Linked DNA regions of Mus musculus: region 2 is linked to region 1. Evidence: chromatin loops called from intact Hi-C (ENCODE). Cell type or tissue: left cerebral cortex. All regions are shown on one strand.

Region 1 (8,000 bases):
CTGTTAGTCCTGGACACCCTGTCTTTGTACTGGCCATAGTGTCTTACCTTTAGGGTCTCAAGGCATTTCCCTGTGAGGCAGTCCCAGACTTTGACCTAGAAGTAAAAACAGGCAATAGAGTTGGGAGGTATCAGTGGTCTCAGACCCAGATATGTCTGCGGACAAGGTCACTAGAGATCAGTATCTGGGTCTTGTCCTTGCCTGTGTTATTCATGGGCATTTCTGGTATGGCTGGAACCTCTGGAAAGGTGAGGCGGAGGTTTATCTGGGCTTACCGTACGAGAGTAACCAGCACTGGCTAACTTCAGTTCATCAGGAGAAAAGGCTAGACTATTCACCCAAATGGTATGGCCCTTGAGCTGAAGAGGCAGGTTGTTGGTTGTAGGCTTCCAGACACAGATGGTCTTGTCCCAAGAGCCAGATGCCTAAAGAGACATTCCTGAGCTCAGTGACCCCCAAAGGCAAACGGGCTGGCCTTGGTCTTGGAGCCCCAGTCAGCCTAGCTTACCAAGAGACCAGATGCTGAGTAACACAAACAACTGATGTTGCCAGTGTGGCCCTCCAGATTGTGGTAGGACACAACTGGGGTGGATGCCCGCAAGTCCCATATGTGCACAGTCGAGTCCCAGGAACCAGTGGCCTGTGGGTAGTAAGGAGTATGAAACCGCCCTTGCCACTCAGATGGCCACTGATGCAGGGTGTGGTGGGAGTAAAGCTCACCAGAGAATCCGAGGTTGGAGAGAAGTCACTGCTCTGGATGGAATCACAATGCCCAACCAAGAGGTGCACCCTGCGGCCAGACTGTAGAGAGAGTCTGAGCTGCAGGGGTGGAGGGGCCTGGTTGCTCCCAAACTTCCCAGGCATTGCCCTTCCTGCTGTGGCTTTAGCTGGAACCTGCATCTGATTGGGTGTGGGGAGAGAGTAGGGGAGGCACTAAGAGCAAAGGGTGTATCTGGTCCCCTCTGAACACCTGCATCATACCTGCACTTCCCAGACAATCGCTCTCTTGTCCCAACCACCTGATGCCAGCTGCTTGGAGTCCGGGCTGAAGCTGACAGTTTCCACACTCCTCTGGTGACCTACAGACACCAGCCCAAAGGTGGGAAAGAGGACGGGACAAAGTCCACAAAGGAGCCAAGGTGGCTCCTGCCCAAACTGAATACTTACCTTTCAGCACATGTAGACACTTGGACCTTGCCACATCCCACAGGCGGATGCTGTGGTCACTGGAGGAGCTGGCAATGAGGCGGCCATCGGGAGAGAAACAGCAAGACTTCACTGGGCCTGAGGCAGAGAACACAAGGCACTGTCCTGCCCTCCAGGTCCAGATTTGTTATCTGTAGTTCCAACCACAAGGCCTGGCCTGAGCTGGGTTCAGCTGGATCTGCTTGCCCATCTGGGGGGCATCGACCAATCTAGATCCCTGCTCCCAGAACCATACTCACTGCCCCAGCTAGGGTCTTTGGTGTGAGTCACCCTCTACCACCACTGCTTCCTGGATCTCAATAGGTCAGGTACCCTGCTTGCATGGCAAAGTCCCGTGTCAAGGGTTGAGGTAATAGGACCAAAAGCAGTCTGACAAGTTCACGTGGGTGACCTTGACAAGAGACTGACTGGAATAAGCCTTTCAAACATTTATCCCGCTCTGGGGAAGCTCCTAGAGGTAAAACTACATCGGGAGGGGTGTGTTTTATGAGTAGCTCTGCTGCAAGAGCCCCTGAGTGTTAGGTTTAGTGTCACCCTATCCAGCTGCCTCTGCTGGACTCCTCCAACCCAAAGTCCTATGTCACCACAGGAGGCTCAATGTCAGCACAGAGCCCTAGAGTCTCTCCAGCCATGTGCCTGAGCCTCACCTCTGTGGCCTGCCAGTCTCCATAGCAGTCGCCCACTCTTTGTCCCCCATACATACACACAGCCATCATCTGAGGCTGTGAGCAGGGTCCGGCCGTCAGGAGAGAAGGCAGAGCAGTTGACCTGAAAGTACAGGGCAAAAATAGTCCTATGCCTGTCTGGAGTCATTTGTCCTCTCAGCTCTAACCATCCCTAATCTGTCCAGGAAGCCCGGGTAGGGCCATAAACTCCAGGTCCCACTCCACAGCCATGCAAAAGCAAGTTCTAGGTCAAAAATTGACAAGCTCAAAGTTAACCCTAAGCATTGAATCTAAGCTAGAAATAACGATGCACACCTTTGAGCCCAGCCCCAGGGAAGACTACTGCCTGAAGTTTGAGACCAGCCTAATGCTGCCTCAAAAGACAAAGCAGATCTGTGAGAGCTTGAAATCTTGTTTACGTGAAGAGTTCCTGGGAAAACCCGCTACATTTCTAGACCAGGCTAGCCTTGAACGCAGAAATCCTTCTGCCTCTGCCGACCGAGTGCTGGGATTAAGGGCCTGTGCTACCACCGGCTTTAAAAAAAGAACCATGCAAGCCGAGCATTGGTGGTGCACGCCTTTAATCCAAGCACTTGGGAGGCAGAGGCAGGTGGATTTCTGAGTTCGAGGCCAGTCTGGTCTACAGAGTGAGGTCCAGGACAGACAGGACTAACAGAGAAACCCTGTCATGAAAAACCAAATAAACAAACAAACCATGCATGGGGAAAAACCTGGTGCTTACACCGGAATCCCAGCACTAGGGAGGCAGGGGCAGATGGATCTCTGTTCAAGGCCAGCCACATAGTGAACCCTGTCTCAAAACAAAAAAGAAAAAATAAACCTAGGGTCTATTCTTGAGTTGGGGTCTGACCCCACCAAGCCTGTGTAAGAAGAGCACTGGGGCCTCACCTCCCCGTGGTGTTGACCATAAAACCTCACTCTGCCCACGGCCAATCTTGTTGGGGCTCTGATGTTCATGGGCGCCCACTCCATAACCCGGAGGGCTCCCTCCTAAGCGGGCACCAGTCCCGTCGGAGGGGCCTCCGTTCCTAACAGGGCAGAAGGGAAAGGGAAACTGTGTACAAGAAGTCTCCATGGTAATGGGGCGGGGCGGCGCAGCCGCAGTGGGGGAGCTCTCTGAGCCGCCTCCATGGAAGGTGGTAGTGAGGCGAGCACTTTTAGGTTAAAGTGGAGGTAGAGTAGCAGGAGACACCAGAAAGAGTCTTCCAACCTTGGAACCTGCCTGCTGGCCAGATCCAGAGCTCCTCTGGCTGTCGAGCAAGACTTTGAGCAGAGTAGCCTCTAGAGGGCGCGCTGGCCCCGCGCACCGGGACGCAGTGTACCGCCCCAAGGACTCCTTCCTCTCACAGAGCAGGATTTAGCACAGTCCGTAGTTAAACACGTGAGAGCCTAGCACATGGTAGTACCCACGAGCCGCCCTGGGACTGAGAACATCTTCCTCTACCTCCAGGGTGCAAGGAGCAGGAGTCAGAGTGTGCCTAACGCAGGGCATGAAAAATATGTGTCAAGTCTATGCTAACGTCTGAGGGTCCGGGGCTGGAAGTACAGGAGGGAGGTCCCAGGAGCGCTTAGGATCGTAACGTGGATTTTGACCTGAAACCTGCGAAGACAAACCTTTACAGGTGAGGAAACTGAGGTCCAGAGAAATACAGAGGCCGATAGTGGTGCTGGTCCTGGGTTGGGCCCCTTTGCTCATCAATTACCATGGCCCTCACAGCAGATGTCTGAGGTCCCTTATTTCTGGTACCTCTGAGAAGCAGGCTCTCAGGGGAATGAAGCATGGGTAAGTGACTTAGTTCCTTCATGACAGAACCAAGCCTGCCAGCTCCCCAACCAGACCAAAGTGGGCAGGGATGGATGTGGGAGACCCAATGGTGTTGGGCAGGGCAGCAGAACTTTGGGAGTGTCGAACTCAAGGGTTCCCAGCGTGACTCATGTCCCTTTTCCTGTAGTCCTTCACCAGAATCTTCTCACGGGATCATTCTATTCCTGCTCTATTTTAGGCCCCAGACAGTGAGACGTGTATGGAGACGGCAAAGGCGGCTTTCAGCCGGGCCACTCTCATCCACACTCCCAGAGGGTCCGAGTCACTGCGTTGGCTCCTTGGAGACCTGTCTGTGCTGAGATTAGAAAGCCACCGCCACCCCCTCCCCAGCCATGACACAGCCCTCAGAAACGGAATTCCCTAGCCCCCATCTTCTCTGCTCACACATCGACACCCATGCCACCTGACTGCTCCTTTCTACCTTGGGCATATTCACTGGACTATCTGTCTACAGTGTCCCGCCCATCTCTCCTACTTAGGGTTAGTGTTGCTATGATGAAACACCAAAGACCAAAAGCAAAGTGGGGAAGCAAAGGGTTTATTTGGCTTGTTCTTGCACACTGTGGTCCCATCACTGAAGTCAGAAAAGGAACTCAAGCAGGGCAGGAGCCTGAAGGAAGAAACTGATGCAGAGGCCATGAAGGAGTGCTGCTTACTAACTCGCTCCTCCATGGTCTGCTCAGCCTGCTTTTTATAGAACCCAGGACCACCTTGCCCAAGGATGGCACCACCCACAATGGGCTAGTGTTAATACCAAAGATGGAAGGAGAAAGACCACCGACCCAATCATTATGGTCAAATTAATTAAAACAAGAAATAATTAAAGCAACCTTTTTTTTTCGTGTACATGGCTGCCTCCCCCTAAGTCAGGGGTCTAGACGTCAACATTGGACTTGAGGAAGTCAAGTCTTTTATAGCTCGTGGTAGAGGCTTTCCAAGTGGGAGATTTGGCAGGCAGAGAGGATGGGTTACAGAAGCAGACTGCACATATAAAGAATTAGCCCTAGTGACGTCCTGGAACATAGACATGGTTTCAAGGTGGGCATAACAAGATACTGATAACAGGTACTCATAGCAAGGTGTCCAGACCAGCTGCTCCCAAGTCTCTTCATATGTAAAGTAGGTCCTCTCAGGTTTGCCATTGGCATATTATTTTTAGCTATTTTATTGTGTTCTTCATATCTACCACCCTTTCGATCTTTATTCCACCATAATCCCTTCCAACCTGTTGTGGCTATCCCTGGTTGTCAACTTGACTATATCTGGAATGAACTACAATCCAGAATTGGAAGGCTCACCTGTGATTCTAATCTGGAGACTAGGAGATACAAGTGTCTGACCTGGATCTTGGCATGGAGATCTCGAGGCATAGTGGCTATGAATCCCAGAAGATTAAGACAGGGAGATCTGCTGAGCAGGCATGGTGGCACACGCCTTTAATCCCAGCACTCGGGAGGCAGAGGCAGGCGGATTTCTGAGTTCGAGGCCAGCCTGGTCTACAAAGTGAGTTCCAGGACAGCCAGGGCTATAGAGAAACCCTGTCTTGAAAATAAATAGATAAATAAATAAATAAATAAATAAATAAATAAATAAAAGACAGGGAGATCTTTGAGTTCAAGGTCATCTGGGACAAAGCAAGTCCCAGGTGTGGTGGCACAAACCTTTAATCTGGGCCACACCTTCTGCTGGAGACCTACATAAGGACATTGGAAGAAGGAAAATTCACCTACTTGCCTTGTGGGACTGAGCAACTGCTAGATCCACAGCTGCTGCTGACCATTGTTGGGAGTTGAACGACAGACTCTAAGTCATCAACAAATTCCCTTGCTATGTAGAGACTACCTGTAAGTTCTGTGACTCCAGAGAACCCTACTAATAAACAACCCCAGAACACTAGGTAGGAGAGAAAGGTCTGAGGGGAAAGGAGGCATAGATCTCTTTAGACTACATCCTGTAGATTAGGGGTGTTGGGTTCCTTAGGGCTGGTCCAATCTTCATTGTCAGGATATCTCAAACTTCTTGTCTCCTTGGTCACAACCACTTGACAAACTGCAACAAAAGGAACCAGCAGCAGGGACGGCAGCAACTGCAACAGGTCCTCTCAGGCCTTTCCCATTTATACCCTCTCCAGAATCCCCAGATTGAAACTATCTACAGCTGGCAAAAATCACACCCCTGCTAGTGCTTGAGACAACTCATAATCACCTGCTGTGAAGCAGCCTCTTATCCCACACCTGGAATTAAAACAAAAACATTCACATAATTGGATTTTTAAGAAACAAATTCTCACTAGTTCGAAAGGACACAATGACATGCTGCCTCTCAGAGTTGGTGTCTGGTGTGCAGAACTGCTCAGAGACTTTGGGGAAACCCTCTTCCAGACAGAGATTTCCAAACTTCCATTCCTATTGAATGCACATCTGGGGTCACTAGTGATGTATAGAGGGGCCTGGCAGCCAGGGGATTCATGACCAGGTGTGCAGGCCCTGGATTTGGTCAGGTGTAGTCTCTGGGGACCCTGATGAGATCACAGTATTGGGGATGTCCAAGTGTCTGTAGGACTCAGATTCAAAACCCTGTTCCTGAATACATTCTCTAGCTACCCGGCTGCTCCTGGGGCCCAGAGTGCCTTCCCCACTTCCATCACACCTAGCAAGTCATAGGAAGGTCATGGGAGGTATTTCATACCACCTATCTTCTCAAGAGTCTGTCCCACCATGTCTTTCTTTCAGCCAGTACTGTGGCTTGTCTTATGTCTCTCTGTGTCTCTTGCTCTGTAACTCACCACACAAGCACGTTCAATGTCATAGAAGGTAAGGACATGTCACTCTCCTCTGCAAAAGAGAAGCCTCTAGTCTTTAGGCCCAGGAACTTGTGGTCACTTTCCGATGAGCAAGGCAGCAGGAAAGCTCAGAGCCAGAGTGAGTGCTTGCTCCAGAAGCCAGGGAAGGGCCAGGGCCAAGGCAGGTCCCAAGGTCCCAGTGGGCATCAGCTTCTCCCTCGCTCCTGAGGAGTCAGGCCTGACTATCTGAGCTGTTCCCCAGTCCTTGTATCTAAAATCCTGCACAAGATTTAGACACTGAAAAGACCTGGGGGTTAAGAACACCAGGATGGGCCCAGTGTCCTGTGAGAGAAGAAGCACCTCATGGCAAGCTCTGCAGCCTTAGCCACAGGCCACCAGGCTCAGTGTCAGAAGCAGCGGGCCCACAGAAGTTCAGAGTCTCTTGAGAAACATCCACTCAAGTGAAGCCATAGTTCTTGATTTGGTAACAGACAAGAATTCTAAGACAGGTCAGTATGAAGCAGATCTGCAGTTTATTAAGAGAGACTAATTTCAATGGAAGTCCAAGTGCTAATAGAATCTCAGAGGAAGGCACAGCTATGTGAGCATGTAGGCCTCTCAAGGGATGGTCGTATTTAAGCCATAGCCATATATATGATCTCGAGGACTCTCAATTAGATTTGTAAAGATAGCTAAGCAACTTTGCCCTCATTTTTTTTTCCTTTTCAGTAAGTGAGGTTATGGGATGGCTCGGGGCGGGGGGTGCCTTTGGTAGAATTTCAGTCGGATAAGATAAAACTCTTTGTCAAAAGGTGGTTAAGACATGTCTTGCCGGGCGTGGTGGCACACACCTTTAATCCCAGCACTCCGGAGACAGAGGCAGGTGGATTTCTGAGTTCGAGGCCAGCCTGGTCTACAAAGTGAGTTCCAGGACAGCCAGAGCTATACAGAGAAACCCTGTCTCAAAAAACTAAAAAAAAAAAAAAAAAAAAAAAAAAAAAAAAAAAACTCAAAAAAAAAGACATGTCTTAGTGTACATGGGGTTTCTTATGAGAGGCCTAGAAAACTGCACACACACAAATAGAAATGGGCAAGGTGACATACGCCTCGAGCTTGGCTTATGCCTGGTTTAGCATTTTTACTTGCAGCCTCTCTACATGAAAGGAATATTGTCTCTATGTAGGTGACCTTCACATTTCTTCTCTTGAGTCAGGGTCTTGTTATGTAGCCCAGACTGGCCTTCAGTTTGTAGCAAGCCTCTTGCTTCGTCTCAGATTAAAGTCTGCCTGGTCAAAATGTTAATTGTGTTGGAGCTCTTTACAATCTGATTTTATTTTGAAGTGCGTGTGTGTGTGTGTGTGTGTGTGTATCATGTACATACATGGGTGGGAAGGTATGTGCACATGTGTGTGGGAGGGTATGAAGGGTGAGTTCATGTGTGTGCTGGGTGCTCTTAGAGGCCAAAAAAGGACTTGAATTCTTTGGATCTGGAGTTACAGGT
Region 2 (8,000 bases), 200 kb after region 1:
ATCACCAGGGATTATGGGAGAAAGGATGATTAATTAATGTGAAAATAATTGGAGTAGCTAAATATTACCCATTTATAGAAGGAATTAAAAGAAGTCTTATCAGTACCCAGTATAGTATATAAGAATGGACAGGAAGGTGAGAAGATAGTAACGTGAAGCTGTCGGGATGCTTTGCTGACCTTGACTGTAATCCAACTGCTGCTACCATATACAGGGAAATTGCTACATCCCTTGAAAAAATAGAAAATTTGTCATTTGTTGGGTAGAAAAATCTTCATGAGGGGTAAATTAAGTGAAGTCTCCCCTATGACCCACAGTGTCCTTGAGGTCTCTTACTGTTATCACCAATATGGCACAGTAGTTAATTGTCCCTTAGTTCTTAAAAACTCATGTCCCAAAGGTTCATATTAGCTGTTAGATCTTCAACACTTACTAAGTTCTTTGAAACTAAGCTTATCTCTAAAATGGAGGTGATAAATTTCTAGTCTTCCTAAGAGATTATGATGAGATGCTATACATAAAGCACTTAATATGGCACCAGGGACAACGTAAGGAATCCAGTAAGAATAGAAGAAATTTGGGAGAGAGAAAAGACACATACTTCTTTATGTACAGAAGTATAAAACTTGATAAATTACATTTTCTACAAGCCAGTCATCAGTGTTAGCCATTCTTCAACCCTGATAGAAGCAGAGATAAATGGTTTTCTCCTTAATAACCTATATTATAGCCGGGCGTGGTGGTGCACGCCTTTAATCCCAGCACTCGGGAGGCAGAGGCAGGCAGATTTCAGAGTTTGAGGCCAGCCTGGTCTACAAAGTGAGTTCCAGGACAGCCAGGGCTATACAGAGAAATCCTGTCTCGAAAAAAAAACAAAAAAACAAAACAAAAAAACAAACAAACAAAAAAGAACCTATAGTATAGCTGATACAGATCTAGAATGATTAAACTAGGCTTTCTTTATTTCATGCTCATAGTAAGACAGAATATGAGGATTTTAAGTAATTGAAGTCATAAAGTATGGATTGTTTCTCTATACCCTATGTAAGGAATGCTTTTTCTTTCTTTATGGCTCTACCCTACCTGCCTCTTTCCTTCACCTCCTCACATACCCTGAGGTATGGAAGGAGTGGAAGTGGAGTGGAACTGGGGGGTGAAAGGCATTTATATCTGAAGTCAGAAAGCAGAGCGGAATGAATCCTGATATTCATCTGTCTCACTGGAATGGCACCACCCACACTTAGGACAATCCTCCCTCTTTTTAAAACTTTTCTGGAAGCCCTCATAGATAAATCCAGAGGTGTGTTTCCATGGTAAGTCCGGTTAAGATGACAGTGAAAGCCAGGCATGGTGGCTTTAATCCCAGTATTCAGGAGGCAGAGGTGGGAGGATCTCTTGAGATAAAGAATAGCCAGCCTGGTATACACACAGGAAAAATCCTGTCTCTAAAAGGCAAAAACAAACAAACAAAAAAACCTTAAAAAATATTTTTAGATTGATTTATTTTATGCCCATGACTGCTTTGCCCACTTGTATGTGTGTATACCAAGTACCCCTCCTGGAAAGGAAGGGGGTCAGATCCCCTCGGACCTGAAAACTGCCATGTGTGTGCTAGGAGCTGACCTGAGGCCCTTTGTAAGAGCAACAAGTGAGCCAACTCTCCAGCCCACGGCTGAGACATCTTAACTGTAGATATTTGCATTTTTTAGACCTATAATTCCATCATCTGCTTTGAACTAGTGATATCTCTCTCTCTTTTTTCTTTTTGTATTATTTGTTTTGTTTGGTTTTTTTTTTCCTTTTTTTGTTTTGTTTTTGTTTGTTTGTTTGTTTGTTTGTTTAGTTGGTTTTTTCGAGACAGGGTTTCTCTGTGTAGTCCTGGCTGTCCTGGAACTCACTCTGTAGACCAGGCTGGCTTCAAACTCAGAAATCCGCCTGCCTCTGCCTCCCAAGTGCTGGGATTAAAGGTGTGCACCACCACTGCCTGGCTTTTTCCTTTGTTTTTGAGACAAGGTTTTTCTGTGTAGCCCTGGCTGATCTGGACCTATACCAGGCTGGCCTCAAACTTAATTCACCTGTCTCTGCTTTCCCAGTGCTGTGATTAAAGATGTGCACCACCACTGCATGACCTAGTGGTTTCTTTTTGCTCTCCTTACTACCTTGCTCTGCTAATGTGAAGCTGAGCTTGAACATTTGTGGTCATGGCTTGGGGGATGATTTAGTGGGTCAAGTATTTGTGAGTTCAGATACTCTATGAAAGTCAGCACTTACGAAATCTAGGCCTGCCATGTATATAATGTAATCCCTGGCTGAATATCAGCGAAAGGAAGAACACGGTCTCACTGGCCAGCCAGTCCAACTAAAACAGCAATCTCAAGGTCCAGTGAAAAGTTTTGTTTTGTTTTTTGAGACAGGTTCTTTGTCTGTAGCCTTGTCTGCTGTCCTAGTACTCTTTATGTAGACCGATTGCCTATGGGATTGTAGGCGTGGTATGTATATATGTATGTGTATATATATTCATGCTAGTAAGACTGTTTTTAAAACAATGGTGATAGTATTGAGAACTAAATCCCAACTTACACATGTGTCTATGTAGTTCATGCCTGTATAGCTCTTCTATCATGTGTACCCCACACCCACAGATACATATAAATATCTATGGTAGATCAAGGGGTTTGCCCCTTTCATTCTTTTTTTTTTTTTTTTTTTTTTGTAGCAAAAAATGGAAAAGTAGATTCAAGTGTAAATGGACTCTCTAGTCTCTTTGGTTAGGGATCCAGGAATTTTTGCTGCTAGTAAGATTCAATTTAATATAGGTATACCACATATATTATGGCTAATAGTATATATGTATGTGGATGTTAGTCTCATTTTTCCATTACAGTGCCAGTACACAGTGTTAGGTGCTGTTAGGTCTAAGTTTCTGTTGTATGGTCTCAGAGAAACTAGGGTCTGTTCTACAGCGCAGTTGTTACCATGCTTTGTCGAGTTTGCCTTTGTGATCTGATCATGACTTTCCATTCTTCAATTTGAGTTCTGCATTTTGAAGCTTCGCTTATGTGGGAAATGCTGCCCTCTGCTGGTAGGCTGAAGAACACCCACAACAGTGTGAGTAAGTTGATCACTGGGACCTGGCAAAGTTATGGAGTCATAAGTACTTTTTTTTTTTTTTTTTTTTTTTTTTTTAGTATCCATGACCTGATCCCAAGACTTATTCATTTGAAAATTATTCAGTAGGCATTAGAAAACCCCCAAGCAGAACACAGAAATTGCAACATTGAAAGATCTATCTCATATAGTATAGGGCTAACCTCTTATTCACAAACTGAGTTGTTAGAAGTAGAGATGAGAGCTGGAGAGATGGCTAAATGGTTAAGAGCAGGACCTTCTGCTCTTCTGAAGGTCCTGAGTTCAAATCCCAGCAACCATATGGTGGCTCACAACCATCTGTAATGAGATCTGATGCCCTCTCCTCGTGTGCCTGAAGACAGCTACAGTGAACGTACATATAACAGTAAATAAATCTTTTAAAAATTTTTTTCATAAAAAATAGAAATGAATTCCTTGGATATTATTACTGTTAGTGAAGAGTTGGGGAAAGGGACTACCCAAATGACTGACAGCCCAGCTAAAGTCTAGAATGAGAGTGTGTAAGGAGACTGGACAATGTGTGGTAGTCTGGTTTCTTACCTCATTTCCTCATCTTGGCTATTCCTCTAAAGTTGTGTCATTGTTATGCATTCATCTTTGAGAGAAAGAGCGAATACTTCTGTAAGAAGTAATGGGACTCTTGAGCTATGGGATACGTACAGTTTAGCTGCCAGAACTGTAAAACATATCCATTTTCTCCAAAGTAAAATAAAATAATCACACTATTTGCCAGTCTAATGAGTGGTTTATGGTTCCCTCTTATCGCCCCCCACCCCTGTGTGTGTGTGTGTGTGTGTGTGTGTGTTTGTGTGTGCGAGAGCGTGTGCGTGTGTGTGGTTACTGTAAGGTAAACCTAGGTGCCCTACCACTCAGCTACATTCCTAACTAGAGAAACAGTTGGTAAAAGCTGAAAGTGATTTTTTCATTGTATACACACTAATTTTTTAAAAAGAAATTTATTTATTTAGCTATTCTGGAACTCACTTTGTAGACCAGGCTGGCCTTGAACTCAGAAATCCTCCTGCCTTTGCCTCCCGAGTGCTGGGATTAAAGGAGTGCGCCACCACTGCCCAGCAAGAAATTTATTTTTAATTACATGTACGTGTATATTTGCGTGAAAGTGATGGGGCCCTGCGATGCCAGAAGAGATATCCTGGAGCTAGAGTTAAAAATGGCTGTGAGCCCTCTAATGTGTCTACTGAGAACCCAACTCAGGTCCTCGGGAAGAAGAACAAGTTCTCTTGAGCTACCCAGCCATCTTTACAGCCCTGACAAACCGATCTTTTGTAAGAGGTCTTTCCATGGACACATTCTTTGTCCATTAGTGGTTTTGTGTATCTTTTTCTTACTGACTTATAGGAACTCTTTATGTTTAATAAATAAGTCTACAAACATCTGTGTTTAAACCTATGTGCTTCTTGGAGGTTAGACATTAATAGAGGGGTAATTACAACTTGTTTTCCTCACTGGTACATGGAATTCATGTTATACTTTCTCCCACTTTCTTCTCATTCTTCCATACTTCAGTTTTTTGTGTGTAATTAGTTCTTTTATATATAAAAAAATTTCTATTTAATGAGTTAGCAAGATTTTTTTTTTTGAAAAATTGCCTCTCTAATCCCAGAAAGGTTAAAAATCAAAACAAGATGCCCATTTGTTCATGATTTTTTTTTTTTTTTTTTTTGGTAGACTTGGGAACAGGTCACCTTTTATCTCAGGAGCTCACTCACTGCTATTCTTTTACCAACAGTCTTTTCTGGATGACTGTGTTTCTGTTATCAGAATAGCACTTGTATGGTACGTTCACTTTAAAATATTTATGCACATCCTAACTTGTTCTCAGAACACTCCTGAGTTTTTGGCATTGTATGTTCTCCAAATTATGCAGGTGTAGAATTAGTATGCATGTAGAGATCTACATTATTGCCCTGAAAGAAGCCTGAGACTCCTTGTTTGAGTACTTCTCTAGAAGAAGTAGCTTTCCATTCTTTGAGCAAAAACTAAACCAAACAAATAAAAACCCTTACAATGATTTTGAAGGGTATTTTATGTGCTTAGTGGCAGAATAAAGAATGAGATGGTGGGATAATGAGAATTATGAAATGGTTGAAATATTGTATTGCTGCTGGCCTAGTATCCCTCTCTAGTCTGCAGCATGTAGTATCTATGGGATCAGTCATAATAATGATCTCTGAAGCTGTGTTAGTGTTTAATGCAATAGTACTTTACTTCCAGTTCTACGCCTTGTTCCCATTATTGGATGCTCAACTCCATGTGCCCTTTTCAGTTGCCTTTCCATGGTCTGTCAAGTTATGTCATCATGTTGCTCATTGTGTCTTTCACTGTAAAGCACATACCTAAAATGTTCCCAACTCATTTTATTTTTGTAAATAAATGTAGTGAATTTTCTTTTTAAAATAGGGACATTATGATGATATAATTGTATTCTTGATATTTTTTGTTTCATGCTTCATTCATCTGAAAAATCTTGATGTTACACAATTAAGGATCCAAGCTTCTCAGCTTTGCATTAACTTATCTGGGCAGAGATATTCAGCAAATCTAAGTGTCTTATTTGTGTGAGACTGAGTAAACAACATAAAGGGACAATGCCAAACTGAGTTCAAAATTATCTCATTACAGCCATGAGGGCATGTAAAATTGTAAAGAACCATCTTCTAGGAATAGGCTCACAAGGATTGCCTTAATGCATTGTTAAGGTCCATTGTAGAGCCCTTAAAAGTATCCAATAGAAAATCTCAGTGTAAGGGTCATTGAAACAAAGTTATGATGATTTTCTTTTTCAATCATTTGTATTAAGCTACAGAGCAAAGGGAATTTCTGCTTATACTGTTGGATTTTTGTCTCTATTAAAAAGAGGCTAAGGAAAAGTTTATTAAGATCTACTGTCCTCTCAACCTGTTGGACTTGTCTCATCTGGCTCCTGCTGACTTCATCTTTTATTCCACAAACCAGTCAATATCAGTTGCCTAGAGTCTGTCATTTGAACTGAATGAATCAAGTCGTTAGTCTGATTAGCCAGCCAGTGCTCTAAGGAGAATACCTGCAGGATAGGTATTGGGAGATATGTGAATGCTAATCTAATTCTTAGGAAGCTTTCTAATACAGAAAGCTCTCCATTTGGCTAGTTGAAACAAAAATTCTTAGCTATGTAGCTCCATGGCAGAGCACCTGCCTGACATGCATAAAGTTCCCTAGTTCTATCCCCAGTGTTAGAGGAAAGGTCTTAGCCCTGAAAGAGCCCAAAAGATTGTTTTTCTTTGCTCTTCTTCTTGGGAATTTCCTCAGCTTGGGTGGTTTTCTCTTATACATGCACAGATAATCTACAGCTAAAGACATGGAGAACCTATGCCAATCTCAGTTGTGCACTCAGTGTAGCCCTCTCCCTCTGGTCCAGTGCCCTGTGAACTCCTTTCCCCAGTTTTATTGACCTCCTTGACTTCTAGCTTCATATCTGTAACTCTGGGAAACTGATAGGCTACCTGGATGCTTTGTTTCTTTCTAGCCTAGAAAAACCTCTGACCCACTCTTTCTTAATCTTCTTAATACTGAGTTCCTGTAATACAGTTCCTCATGTTGTGGTGATCCACAACTGTACAGTTATTTTCACTGCTGCTTCATAACTCTGATTTTGCTACTGTTATGGATTATAATTTAATTTGGGGGGGGGGGATAGAGGTTTACCAAGGGAGTTGGGACCCACAGGTTTAGAACCACTGCTCTAAATAGTTAAGAAGAACACTCACAGATCCATTCACCATATTCTATTTGCCTCCCAGGAATCATCGTTCTTCATCTCCTGAAGTCTAGTACCTGGAACTGTTGCTTTATATACTCTGACAAGTACCATGGTTGTTTAGTTTATTCTATAACTCTAATTCAGCAAGAGGTATTGAAGTACACGTATGTGTATTTCATCTCCTGGGTGGGATAGGGTGGGGCTGATTAGGTCTCAAGTTGTCCAGGCTGACCTCAAACTCACTATGTAGCTGTGGATGACTTTAAACTTCAGATTCTCCTGCCTTTTTATCCCCCGAGTACTGGGATTACTGGCATAAAGCAGCAAATCCAGTTTTATGCAGTGCTAGGGGTCAAACCTAGAGCCTAGTGCATGCTAGGCAGGTGCTCTGTTGACAGAAATATGCCCAAGCCCTATACTTCTATATACTTGTATTTTGTTTATTACATTTTATTTTGAGGGTGTAGCATATATCTCACAATGTACATACGGGAGTCAAAGGACTATCCACCCTTGAGAAGCAGTTTCTTCTTCCATCATATGAGTCCAGGGATCAGATCATTAATCAGTGCACATCATTAATCGCAGTACCCGGGAGGCAGAAACAGACTATATAAAATATTAAAAGAACTATTTTTTGGAGAGAGGGGTCAAGGTTTGTGTAGCCCAAGCTGGCCTTGAAGCCATGGATGACCTTCAGCCCTTTATCCTCTTTCCTCCATCTCTGTGTTAGATAAGAGGTGTGAGCAGTTATGCCTGGTTTATGCAGTGCTTGGAAATCAAGCCTCCTAGGCAAACACTCTACAAATGGAGCTACATCTCCAGCCCCCTGCAATGATACCTTTTCTACTCCTGCATATACAAGCATTTCCATTAGTTATATATTCCTAGAAGTGTTTAGGTTGCTGGATTAAATAGTATGTGCATTTAAAATGGACTTGGTTTTAAGAAACAGTACGACAGATGATCTCTCAGTGTACCAGCTTATGTGATAACCTTTTAATAGAGGAGGCTAGACAGTGATCCTGAAAACTAGTTTTGACAGTGACCCATTACATAGGAGGATTTACCTTCCCAGTAGCATAAGAAT

Evidence for each region. Hi-C counts contacts between places; a loop is a spot of excess contacts. Peaks named below come from ENCODE experiments on the same cell type or tissue, not always from the same donor. Only the 100,000 strongest peaks of a DNase experiment are listed, where the experiment ranks them.
Region 2: a loop joins it to region 1, with 7 times the contacts of the local background. A loop is called at or near these places in 19 of 42 quality-filtered maps.

Annotation. Positions count from the first base shown.
Region 1 is chr2:38,993,257-39,001,256 of GRCm38, reverse strand. It overlaps Wdr38 (WD repeat domain 38), which reads right to left and starts at 2,948. Exons shown (of 9, transcript NM_029687.3): 1 at 2,781-2,948; 2 at 1,854-1,974; 3 at 1,168-1,284; 4 at 982-1,079; 5 at 721-801; 6 at 509-640; 7 at 276-425; 8 at 48-95. The coding sequence starts at 2,864. In left cerebral cortex, a CTCF peak has its summit at 3,163 (motif pointing right); a DNase peak (open chromatin) is centred at 3,183; H3K4me3 peaks cover 868 bases; H3K27ac peaks cover 334 bases.
Region 2 is chr2:38,792,362-38,800,361 of GRCm38, reverse strand. All of the region lies in intron 3 of Nr6a1 (nuclear receptor subfamily 6, group A, member 1), which reads left to right. Among named protein-coding and RNA genes, the nearest start is that of Nr6a1os, 20 kb to the left of the region's middle. In left cerebral cortex, a CTCF peak has its summit at 3,081 (motif pointing left); a DNase peak (open chromatin) is centred at 3,062.